2 separate regions of the Mus musculus genome follow, and region 2 is linked to region 1. The links are chromatin loops, found by intact Hi-C in ENCODE. Cell type or tissue: left cerebral cortex. All regions are shown on one strand. Each heading gives the region's core, and the rest is flanking DNA. Links, peaks and the distances in the headings are about the cores only. Region 1 holds the start of Set (SET nuclear oncogene). Region 2 holds the start of Zer1 (zyg-11 related, cell cycle regulator).

The links. Peaks named below come from ENCODE experiments on the same cell type or tissue, not always from the same donor. Only the 100,000 strongest peaks of a DNase experiment are listed, where the experiment ranks them.
Region 2: a loop joins it to region 1, with 2.8 times the contacts of the local background. A loop is called at or near these places in 4 of 42 quality-filtered maps.

What each region holds. Positions count from the first base shown.
Region 1 is chr2:30,063,668-30,069,036 of GRCm38, forward strand. It overlaps Set (SET nuclear oncogene), which reads left to right and starts at 2,807. Exons shown (of 8, transcript NM_001204875.1): 1 at 2,807-3,226; 2 at 4,602-4,659; 3 at 5,293-5,369. The coding sequence starts at 3,154. In left cerebral cortex, for the core only: no CTCF peak of the experiment used is centred there; DNase peaks (open chromatin) are centred at 2,677 and 3,539; H3K4me3 peaks cover 2,678 bases; H3K27ac peaks cover 1,642 bases.
Region 2 is chr2:30,120,262-30,125,630 of GRCm38, forward strand. Zer1 (zyg-11 related, cell cycle regulator) reads right to left here and starts at 4,350. Exons shown (of 16, transcript NM_001290503.1): 1 at 4,015-4,350. In left cerebral cortex, for the core only: no CTCF peak of the experiment used is centred there; DNase peaks (open chromatin) are centred at 278, 2,718, 3,083, 3,514 and 1 more place; H3K4me3 peaks cover 2,662 bases; H3K27ac peaks cover 4,200 bases.

The DNA of each region.
Region 1 (5,369 bases), core at 175-5,174:
TAAGCAAAGTGTGAGCGAACCTTTTTGGTGTTACACATTTAGTCTGTTGGCAGAAATAGTTAAACCGGGAGAGATGGGAGGGTGCCACCATAGTCCTCCTAAATGTGCCCAGTGGACACAGGTTGACCTGCCAGGCACTGTAGCCAGCCTCTCCACACTGGTATGGAGAGTGCAATGCTTGGTGGCTTCCTGGGTGCACCCATGCCCAGCGCCCCCCCCCCCCTTCTGCTTTGATTTCCCTTAGTATGCTCCTTGTATTCATCTTGAAGTTCAGGGCCCAATCAGAGGAAGGCCCCGTGGGTCTTCTGTAGATTTATGCTGTGGTCACAGGCACCAACCCTTGGACCAGACGTTGTGGTTGAAAAAAACTTCAGTTTTCAGAGCAAGCTTCTTTCTACCTGGGAGTGGCCCATTAAGTCAGTCTATCTAGGCTTGTAGGTAAAAAAAGGAAAGAGATTGGAGAAGTGGTGGTTCAGTGCTTAAGAGCACATTGGCCTTGCCAGGGACCTGGATTTAGTTTCTAGTACTGCAGTGGTGGCTCCCAGCTTCGGCTCCAGGAGGATCCTCTTCTGGCCTTTGCACATAGCACAGTTAAATACTACAGACAAAACACTCTTCTGGGTAAAAAGTAATTTTTAAATTGTTTGTGTAATACAAAGAGAAAGAAACAGACATTCTTGGTGGGTTGGTTTGTTTCCCCCACCCCCCACCCCCCCCGTGGGTGTGCGCCAAGACTTGATGTCAGCTCTTGTCTCTTAAGCCACATTTAAGACATTAGGGGTTTGGGGAGTGAAGAGCAGAAGTTCAAGGCCATCCTTTTCTAGTTCCACTCCCCACCTCCCAACCCCCAGAAAAAGAAAATAACTGGTTTATGTTGGTTCCTTCTCTTGTAAAGTTGAGTTGCCGGTGGGGCTGCCTGGCAGATGACAGTTTATCAGGCACTAGACCTGGGGATCCATTCCCATTACTTAACCCAGTTTAGTTTATCTGTAAAATATACTTAGTATCTTGTTTTGGAAGAGTTTGAGGCAGGGGTCGTGGCTGAGTGATAGGGAACTTGCCTCTTAGGATCCAAGCCCTGTTTTTTAACCCTAAGATTATCTGTAAAAGTTACTTTGTATCTTATGAGGGTTACAGGAAAATACAGCCAAATGCAGCAGGAGCCTAGGGTAGTGATTTGGTATGGGAGTGCTAAGGGCTAATGCTCTAGCCCTTTTACTTTTAGACACTTAGACACTGTAGCCCAGGCTAGCCTCTGCCTCAGCCTAAGTCCTTGTTTTGTTTGTGGAATTTCTTTGCTACTGTGTGCCAGGACCTCACAGGGCTATCAGGAATCATTCCTGGTGAAGGCATCACCTGAGTTTTAGCAAATGTTAGTCACAGTTTATAGCTCTCCTTTTTGTCAGACCGTTCCCTCTTTAAGAAGCCTGTCCACAGTTGCCTGTGTTGGAGGTCTCTAGGCTTGGGAGCTGTGTGGGTTAGAGGTCCTTAGAGGTTGTCGCCAGATTTAAGCTTACCAATTGCAACAGATGAGTGCAATTAATTCACCGACTTGAGCATAAGGTGCACCACCAGGAAGGCCTAGCTGAATTTCCTGGAGTTGAGATGGAAACTTGGAGGAGCACATTTGTATTCTCTCACCATGGACTGTATATATATATATATATATATATATATATATATATATATATATATATATATATATATATGATGTATTTTACATTTATTGTCTACCCACCATGAATGACTTGACTTAAAGCCACATTGCTTTATGTATAAGAGCTGATAATAAAACGGGAATACTGAGAGTATGGATAGTTCAAGCTCTAGTGGTAGAGGAACCAGGTAGAGAGCTTTCTGGATTTCCAGGACCACGTGTTGGGATCCAGGTAGACAGAGAACTATCTTTTCAAGTCCTGAAAAACAGTGTTTAACCATTAAATCCCTCCGACATAGTGCTTAAGGACTTTTTAATAATCTAAAGCTGTTTTTGTTTGTTTGTTTGTTTGTTTTACTGTTTTAGCCTTTGACTTTTAAACATTTCCCCATTTGTCATCACCAAAAATGTGCTTCCCTCACCACTGAGATCAGGACACCTGTACGAAGTTGAGCAGAAGGACCTGTGGCAGAAAGGTCCTTCCTACAGTCAGAGAACTTTCCTGTGGTTCTTTTGAGTGTGAATATGTAACAGATTTTTAAAAATTCAGAACCGAGGGCAGAGGCTTGAATTGGCCCATGCATAAACCCGGTCCCGCGTGTAAACTGGATAGAGGAACTGCTTGCGTGTGGCTCTGCACAGCAGCCTAGAGTTTGAGTCCCCAGCTTCTCCATCTAGAAAAAAATGAAGGTGCCCGGGTGCAGAACTCAGGCGCCTGATTGTAGCCAGGGTACTCCTAAGGCCTGTACTTTTGAGGGGCTGCGCGCGCCCCCTCTCCAGAGCCCCCAGCCGCCCCGCTAAGGGAAGCCACTGAGCCACCACGTGATGGAGTATTGGGGAACGGAGGCCCCGCCTCTCAAGTCACCGCGCGGCGCGCAAATGTCCCGGGTCGGCTGGAGAAGGGGAGAGCGGGGGAGGGGAGCACCGCGCGGGGGCAGGACCATGCGTCGCTGAGCCGCTTCCTCCCGCCTCTCGTCCAGGCCCCAGTGTCCCCACCGCCGCCGCCGCCACCCGCCACGGCCCCGCCCCCTGCCCCGCGGCCGCGGCCAATCGCTGTACGGCGCGAGCCTCTCCGGCCGGGGGCGGGACTTGCGCAGGCCCGGCGCGCCTGCGCTCTGCGGCCTGCCCCTCGCCGGGAAGAGGAGGAGGTGGTGGTGGAGGAGGTGGAGGAGGAGGAGGAGGCGGCTCAGGGCAATCCAGAAGCGAGCCGGAGCGCGGGGCGCGAGTCGAGGAGCCCAGCCGAGCCGCCGCCGCCTCCCCGCCTTCAGCGAGAGCCCCGGCCGGGGGCTCGCCACAACGCGCCCGGGCCTGCCTCCGCGTCAGGCCCCGCGGGCAGTGCCAGGCAGCCAGGGGGAGGGCAGGCAAGTGAGCGCCGGGAGGAGGCGGCCGGAGCGAGCGGGCGCCGCGCGTGTGGCGTGAGGGGAAGCCGCTGGCCGCCCCCTTGGCCGTCCCTTCGCTCCCCCTCCCCGCTCCCCGCCCCGATCGCGGAGGGCACCATGTCTGCGCCGACGGCCAAAGCCAGTAAAAAGGAGCTCAACTCCAATCACGACGGGGCCGACGAGACCTCAGGTGAGGACCGGGCGCGGCGGGGGCCCGGCCGCGCCGCCATCTTTCGGCCCGGACCGCGGGGCTGCGGGGGGCGCGCGGGGGCCGGAGAGCCGGCGCCTTTTTTGTGTGCGGCCCGGGACCGGGGGGCCGGGGTGGCGCCGTGGCGGTGAGCGGTGCGGCCGAGGCGGGGGCGCTGCGGCCTGCGCGGCGGGCGGAGACCCCCCCTTCCCCCCGCCCGCGCTCTCCTCCCCCTCCCTCCCTCCCGAGAAGCCTCTCTTTATTGTGCTCCGCCATGATGCCTCGCTCCCATCAGCCGCCACCGCCGCCACATGGTGCGGCCGGACGCAGCCTTGCGGCCGGGCCTCTAGTGCCGCCCTGCTTCCCGCCCTGAGCCGGCGCTACCGCGGAACCGGGAACCGGGGTTTGGGGCGGGGTAGGGGCGCGGAGCCGGCGGGAGGATGCTCCAGGCTGCGCGGGTTGCGCACCCCACGTGGGGCAGCCACACTCGGGCGCGCCGGGGGTGCGAGGAATCTGGCCCCGAGGCCGTATGATGCAGGGGCTTCAGGGGCCTTTAGGACGCCTAGCCCTCGCCTGGAGGGTCGTTTCGAGCCCAGGACAGCTGCAGAGCCCGGGCTGGTTACCGGAAATGAGACGCGCGATCGGGCCCCTTCACGCCCACTTGGCTTTGTAAAAGCCTTCACAACCCTCGGACAAAAGGGCACGAAATAGGAGCACACCCCCTCTCCTTTTTATGGCTCCAAGTTTTTGAGTAGGGTTTTCCCACGAAGTGTCCTGAAATACTGCACGGCCGTATATGATGACCAATCTCATCAAGAATGGGTTGAAGGAGTAAGGTCAGGTTTACATTCTAAGTCTGAGAAGACGACTCCGGGAAGTTTGGTGACTAACTGGTCTTTGTCGGTGTATATTGATAATCATAACAAATTGAGAGCACTTTAAATTTTTTTAAAGCAGTTATAACAGTTGATAGTATCCTAATTTGTTTTATGGCCATGGACTAGTTTCCACACTAAGTGGCAGCTGGCACTGGCACCCTTTCTCTTACAATTGTATAATATTAGTAATAAACATGAAAAATTCTTGAATGAGGTGAAGCCTCTCATTCACCTTTAATAATGAAGGCCAATGATTGCACCTTTGTAACGAACGAAACTCTTTGAAAAGTAATCCAGGAGTGAAGCATTTTTCCGAGTAGCGGAGTAGATGCCTTAATTTGTGAATGGTAGGGTAATGAGAAAGTAATTCTCAACTGCGTGCTCGAACACGTGGGGAGCATGCTTTGTGGTGAGCTTCACTGTTGCAGTTCCCATCCTGGGATCAGGAAGAGGAGCTTGTAATTAGTGTTGAGTCTTATGTCCCCTTTCTTGTTTTGCAGAAAAAGAACAGCAAGAAGCAATTGAACATATTGATGAAGTACAAAATGAAATAGACAGGTAAAATATATTAATTCATGTTATGGAAAGTTCTCTTGTGGAACTGATTTGGCATCAGGTAACTACAGGAAGGTTTTGGTGAGCACACTCGTGTTTCAGTCTGGTTATAACTCCCGGGTTAATGTAATCTTTCCTCAGCCTTCCCAGGTGCGGGGGTACTGTAGGTAGGGTGCTCTTTCAGAGGTGCAGAATTAGAGTCTGGCTGCTGCTACCTGGGTTTTTTTGGTTTTTCAGAGACAGGGTTTCTCTATAGCCCTGGCTGTCCTGGAACTCACTCTGTAGACCAGGCTGGCCTCAAACTCAGAAATCCACCTGCCTCTGCCTCCCAAGTGCTGGGATTAAAGGCATTTGCTTGTTTTGTTTCTTGATTAACCTTCACTTACACTTTCTGCTACTGGGGACACAATAACTATTTGGAAATACAGTATACAGAAATACAATGTTGCCAGACTGGAGATGAGCTGAGTTAGCTCAGTGGTTTTGGTTGTCAGAGGACTGGGCTGCAGGGTAGCAGATACTCTGTTCCTAAGCAGGGAGAGAAAAAGCAACAGTGTTACCAGCATGTGTCAGTTGGGTATTTAGCCTTTCCATCTTACCGCCTTAGGTTTTGATTCTAGTCTTTATTTGTTTCAGACTTAATGAACAAGCCAGTGAGGAAATTTTGAAAGTAGAACAAAAATATAACAAACTCCGCCAACCATTTTTTCAGA
Region 2 (5,369 bases), core at 174-5,173, 57 kb after region 1:
GGGTTTCAGGGCATCCAGGGCTGTTACACAAAGAAACCCTGTCTCAAAAAAAACCACAAAATAAAAATAAAATGATAAATGAATAAGAGAGTAACCAATGTTCAGAGGAGGAAGCAAGGGACCACAGCAACATCTTGACACCTAGGAAGAGAGACTCTGGGGAGCCAGAGGATCCAAACCTTGGAGCAGTGCCCATCCTGTGAAATGTTAACCCATGAGCTCTGGGAACCCTCTTTATAGAGGTTGAATGTCTTCCAGGAAGGAATAGGTCCCAGGCTGGAGATTAGGGACAGAACGCTGCTGTGTCGATAGTCCAGACAAGTGTCAGGGGACTCTCGGGGACAGAGGTGCAAGTGAGGTTAGAGAAAGACATCTACAGAGTCGATGCCTGCAGGTCACTGCTAGGAAGACACAGAATGGGGGAAGACTGCACATGCCCAGCATGCTGCTGGTATCTCTCCTGACAAAGTAACAATGCACACACACTGAGGAAGGACAGAACACTGGGGCAGGCTGCTTGGGTTCTGCTTGTGTAGTCAAACTTCCTAGTGCCTACACTGCTCAGCCCTGGATACCCACTGGCTCCCTTCATCCTCCCAGGAGGCAGGGATCGATCTACAGCCTGCAGGTGTGGCATCTGAGGCTGTGTGCCAAGCAGTCTGCACAGTACATAGATATGCGCTCTCCACTCAGTAGGTCAGACCTGGGCTTTCCAGCTTTCCAGGTCTGTTCTCGGAGGTGCCGCCTACAGCGACTTGGGCAAGCCTCATTTTCTCTTCTCTGCCATCAGAACCTCCTTACAACTCCAAGCATCCTTGAGCACTGACCACAGATGATCTGGTTTTCTGGTAATGATTCTATGGGCACCATGGACCAGGGCTAGAAGCTTCCTAAAAGTAGGGACCGTGCACAAGTCACAGGACCTCCATTGTATATTAAAGAGCACATGTTGGGCTAGCTGGGATCCTCCCGTTTGTCTCTCCATCTCTGGGATTACCAGTGCATGTCAGCAGATGGCTTCTGTATATGGGTGCCGGGGATTGAACTTGGGTCCTCGTGTTTGCAAGCATGCTTACAGTCTGAGCCATATCCCCAGGACTTTGCTCACTTCTGAAGCCAGAAACCCAGCTCTAGTGAATGAACCAGGTTTGATGTTGGTCCCCAAAGAGCTGACTCCATAGTGGTTTCTGAGCTCACATTCCTGGAATCAAGAACTGCAGCAGTGAGGCTAACGAAACACACCCACCAAAGGCAAGACCGTAAGATGCTTCAGTGGTTAGTGCTGCCGAGACTGAAAGCCTGCATTCAGCCTCGGGCCCCTCATGGTGGAAAGAGAACAACTCTTATAAATTGTCCTCGGGCCTCCACAAATGTGCTGTGGTACTTCCCTAAGTAACTGTTAAACACAAACGAACACCTGGAGGCAAAGTGGGCCCTGAGCATGTGGGCCCTAGATGCCCCTGTACGAACCCAGTGGCATGAACGGTAACAGCAAGTGTTCTTCACCACTGCGAGCATGAGTGAAGGATAAACTCTTCTCTGACCAGTGTCTGGTTTCATCCTACCGCTCTCTCCAGGGTCAGCAGGGGCAGGAGGACACCATTCTCTGCGTAAAGCAGGGAAAACCGAGGTTCAGAAGGAGCAACAGATTCACGTAACTATATACAATAAGCTGGCAGCAGAACTGTGCTAGGCCCTGGCTCACCACAGTGCTAGTCTGGGGTTCTGGTCAGAGAAGCTTTCTCTGCCGTTGAGGCTCCTGTCTTCTAATCACTGACTTTACACATTTACATGTTACTTAATTTTGTGGTGCATGGGGTGGGCCCCAGGGGTTTATGGACCCTAGGCAAGTGTTCTATCACTCAGCCATAGCCTCTGACCCTTGGCCTTGCATTTTCAAATCCTCTGGCCCTGCTCAGCCAATAGCACAGGCCTGATGATGTAGTCAGGTTCAAGGGCTGAGAAGATCTGGAGTTGTTCTCCTCAAAGGCTGCAGATTTTCAGCCTGTGCCAGGGGCCTTCAGAATTCACAGCCTCTACCTGAAGTTCGATCACACACTCAGTGCCACAGATAGGTCCAACACAGTTCTTTTCCAATCTGTCTGGAAGACATCGTTTTGCTTATATTATGTTACAGAATGGGGATATTCAGGGCTTGATTTTAAAAGTCCTTTTTGGGTCAGGCATGGTGGTACACACATATAATCTGATGGAACTGTATCAGGAGGCAGTTGCAGATCAAGCTCTATGAATTCAAGACCACATAGCAAGATTGAAGCCAGCCTTGTCTACATGAAACTGCCTCTAAATAAATAAATGAATAAATAAATGTATGTATGTATGTATGTATGTATGTATGGCCACCAGCTGGAGTTGGTGGCTCCTGTTTGCAGTCCTAGCCTTTGGGATGCTGAGGAGAACTGCTGAGTTCAAGCTCAGTCTGGATTCCACAGGCCGTTGCCAGTCTCACTACAGAGTGAGAACTTGTCTAAACAAACACAACAAACAATCAAGGCCAAGGTCACAGATACCCCGAAGAACAGACCATTACTTTTACCAGTGAATGGTGTCATAAAGTTCTACTTAGCTTCCCCCAGTATTCCTACAAATCCTATGAGCCAGGGGAGTCAGACAGAGCTGGTGATGCCTCCAGCTGATGCTAGAAAGAAGGGCTGCAGGACTGTGTCGTGGGTGGATCCCTCCTGTCATGTACCACACTGCCACACATGCACCCTGTAGCTTAGCAGTCCTATTCTACAGATGGAAAGACCGAGGCAGAAGGTCACCTGCTCACATTCTAACTACGAGGAAACAGTAATGTGACATGACTTTCCCGCAGAAATCTCTTTTAATTTCTGCCATGGATGTTCAGTACAGACAGCAAGAGGGCACTTAAAACACAGGGCTGAAGTACATTGGTCATTTGTCACCTCAGACAATTGATTCTTCTCCAACATTTCAAAAATTACAAATCAACCCTGCATCACAAGCCAGTCCCTAATATGTTCCCTGCGGTTATTTCTTCTCACTTGATTTCCTTGCCACCCACTCTGCCTCCTTCATTCAGACCCAAGCGGGTTCTCTTGCCACCACAGGATCTTTGCGCCTGCTGCTGAATGCTGAGCCCCCAGAAAGCTGTAATGACTTTCTACCTCACTCATCTCTGCTCAGACAGAAACCTCATTAGAGACCTTCCCTGACCATTCTATACAGAGGTCCCAGTCTCTGCTTCGTGACACCTATTACTATCAAACATGTTGTACGTTTATTTACTGAATAAGGCAAAGCACATCGACCCTTCATACCTAACAAGAACCTCTTGGTCAAAGCATAGCTTCTGTGACCCCCCTTTCAATGCTATCTCCACCGGTCACTCTAACTTGAAGCCTGTAGAGAACCATTCTGTCAGAAACATCATTGAGTTAGCTTTTCCCAGGCATTAGGCACCACTACCCCCAACCCTCTGCTCCCCCTCCCGTCTCTGTCATACACACAAGGCACAAGCAAACCCGGGGAAGCTTTGACTGGTTAAAGAGCAGCTAAATCTACCCAGAGCTAGCCAGAGCGGTCAGTTTTAGTTTCACCTCACCTATGGGAGCCATTGATCTTCAGCAAGCCCACCCGCTCTTTTCCGACCCTGTTGCACTATCTTGTACCTTGGCATCGCATTTTGGGAGCTGATCCAGGAGCCAAGCCATCCCTAAGCTTTTAAGTAGCACGGCTTCGGGGGTTGGGAGAAGACCTAAACTCATCCAACAGGTAGGAGGGGCAGAGGCTGGCCTCCTAAGCCCTACGTTGAGCCCCCATTTTGCAAGGGCGAGCGTCGTTCTCATTCTAGAGAGAGCTCAATTTTCAAGGCAAAATCCTCAGACCTGGGTGGCAGGCGACGAGCGCCATCCCACCACTAGCCTGTGGTGGACCTCTGCAAGGAGTCGCAGCGACAATGCTTAGACCCTGAGACAGGGTGAAGAAAAGGATGCAGGTACGTCTCTTGGCTCGGCATTTAGGACGTACCCTAGGAGGGGGCGGCCCTCAACGGGGAGACAGGATGCTTCGCAGGCTTACAAGCGGAGGCTGCGGCCCGGGGGAATCGGCGGCCAAAGCGCCGCAGGAGGTCGGATCCGGTCCGGGTCCGGGTCGGCGGGGCGGGGCGGGGCAGGGCGGGAATGCTGCGACCGGAGCCCCGGACGGAGGCCGTTCCCTTGCCCTCGGGCCGCCGGCTGCTTGGCTCCGGGCCCAGCCCCTCCCCCCGATCCTGTTCCGAAGGCTTGGAGAGCCTGTGGCTGCGGGTGTGCTGTCAACAAAGCGTCACTTCCGGGCCGCCCCTTAGCAGCAGAGGAGGGGTTCTCTCGTCTTGTCCCGCCGCGAACGTGGGCGGAGGCGGCTGAAGGTTCCGGGTTCTCTGGGCTGCTCCTGCCCAAGCTGAGGCCCCAGTCTCCACGTTAGCTTCCAGGGTTCCTTCTAGCGAGGGGCTAACTCGCAGGAGCAGGTTCAGGACAGGATTGACTCCATCTTACCTAGTTAGTGCTGACTCACCCGGTGCCCAACCCGACGTCTTTTGGGCGGTCTCTAAGCAGCCACCACATTGCCCCTCAAAATGTGCTCCTCCTTCTTTCCTTCACGAAAAGGGCCATTCACCCAGGAGCTGTCAGATAGCAGGAGTGAGGCTGTTCTTGGCCACTGCGTTTTCTTCTAGTCACCAAGGATCTCTTAACAGTTGTTTCTCTCTTCCTCCAATAGTGCCCTACTGTCCATCATTTTATCTTTCAAAAATATTATTTTAATTATGTACATAAGTGTATATGTGCTTATGCACGTGACGGCAGCTGCCTGCTGAGGACAATAGCCCCGGAGCCCATGAAGCTGAAGTTACAGGTAGTTGTAAGCCCCACAAACGTAGGAACCGAACAAGCTCTCTGGTCTATACTTCCTTTTCATTTTAAGATTTTTTTCCCATTTATTTATATGTGTGCATGCATATGCACATGTGCAGGAGATCAGAGCACTGTTGGCTGGAGAGGGTTCTCTACACCAGCCACGTTGGTTTCAGGGATCAAATTCAGTCCTCACCATGCTTGTACCAAGCACCCTTACATGCTGGGCCATCTCACTGGCCCCATCACCATTTCTTCTCTTGATTTCTACCATAGCCTCCGAACACAAATCCCTTCGTTCCTTCTGCAGTCTCACAATCAGGGCATCCAGACTTTTCATCTACCTTCTCTCCTTACCCAGTCCCTCAGTAAATTGTTTCCTTCTGGTCTCCTGTCCAGAACGTTCACAGTTGAAATCAGTGTGGGCTCTTTGCATCTCTGTCATTCTAAGCTCAAACAATCAGGCAGTAGGCTTAAACATTTTTCTTACTGCCC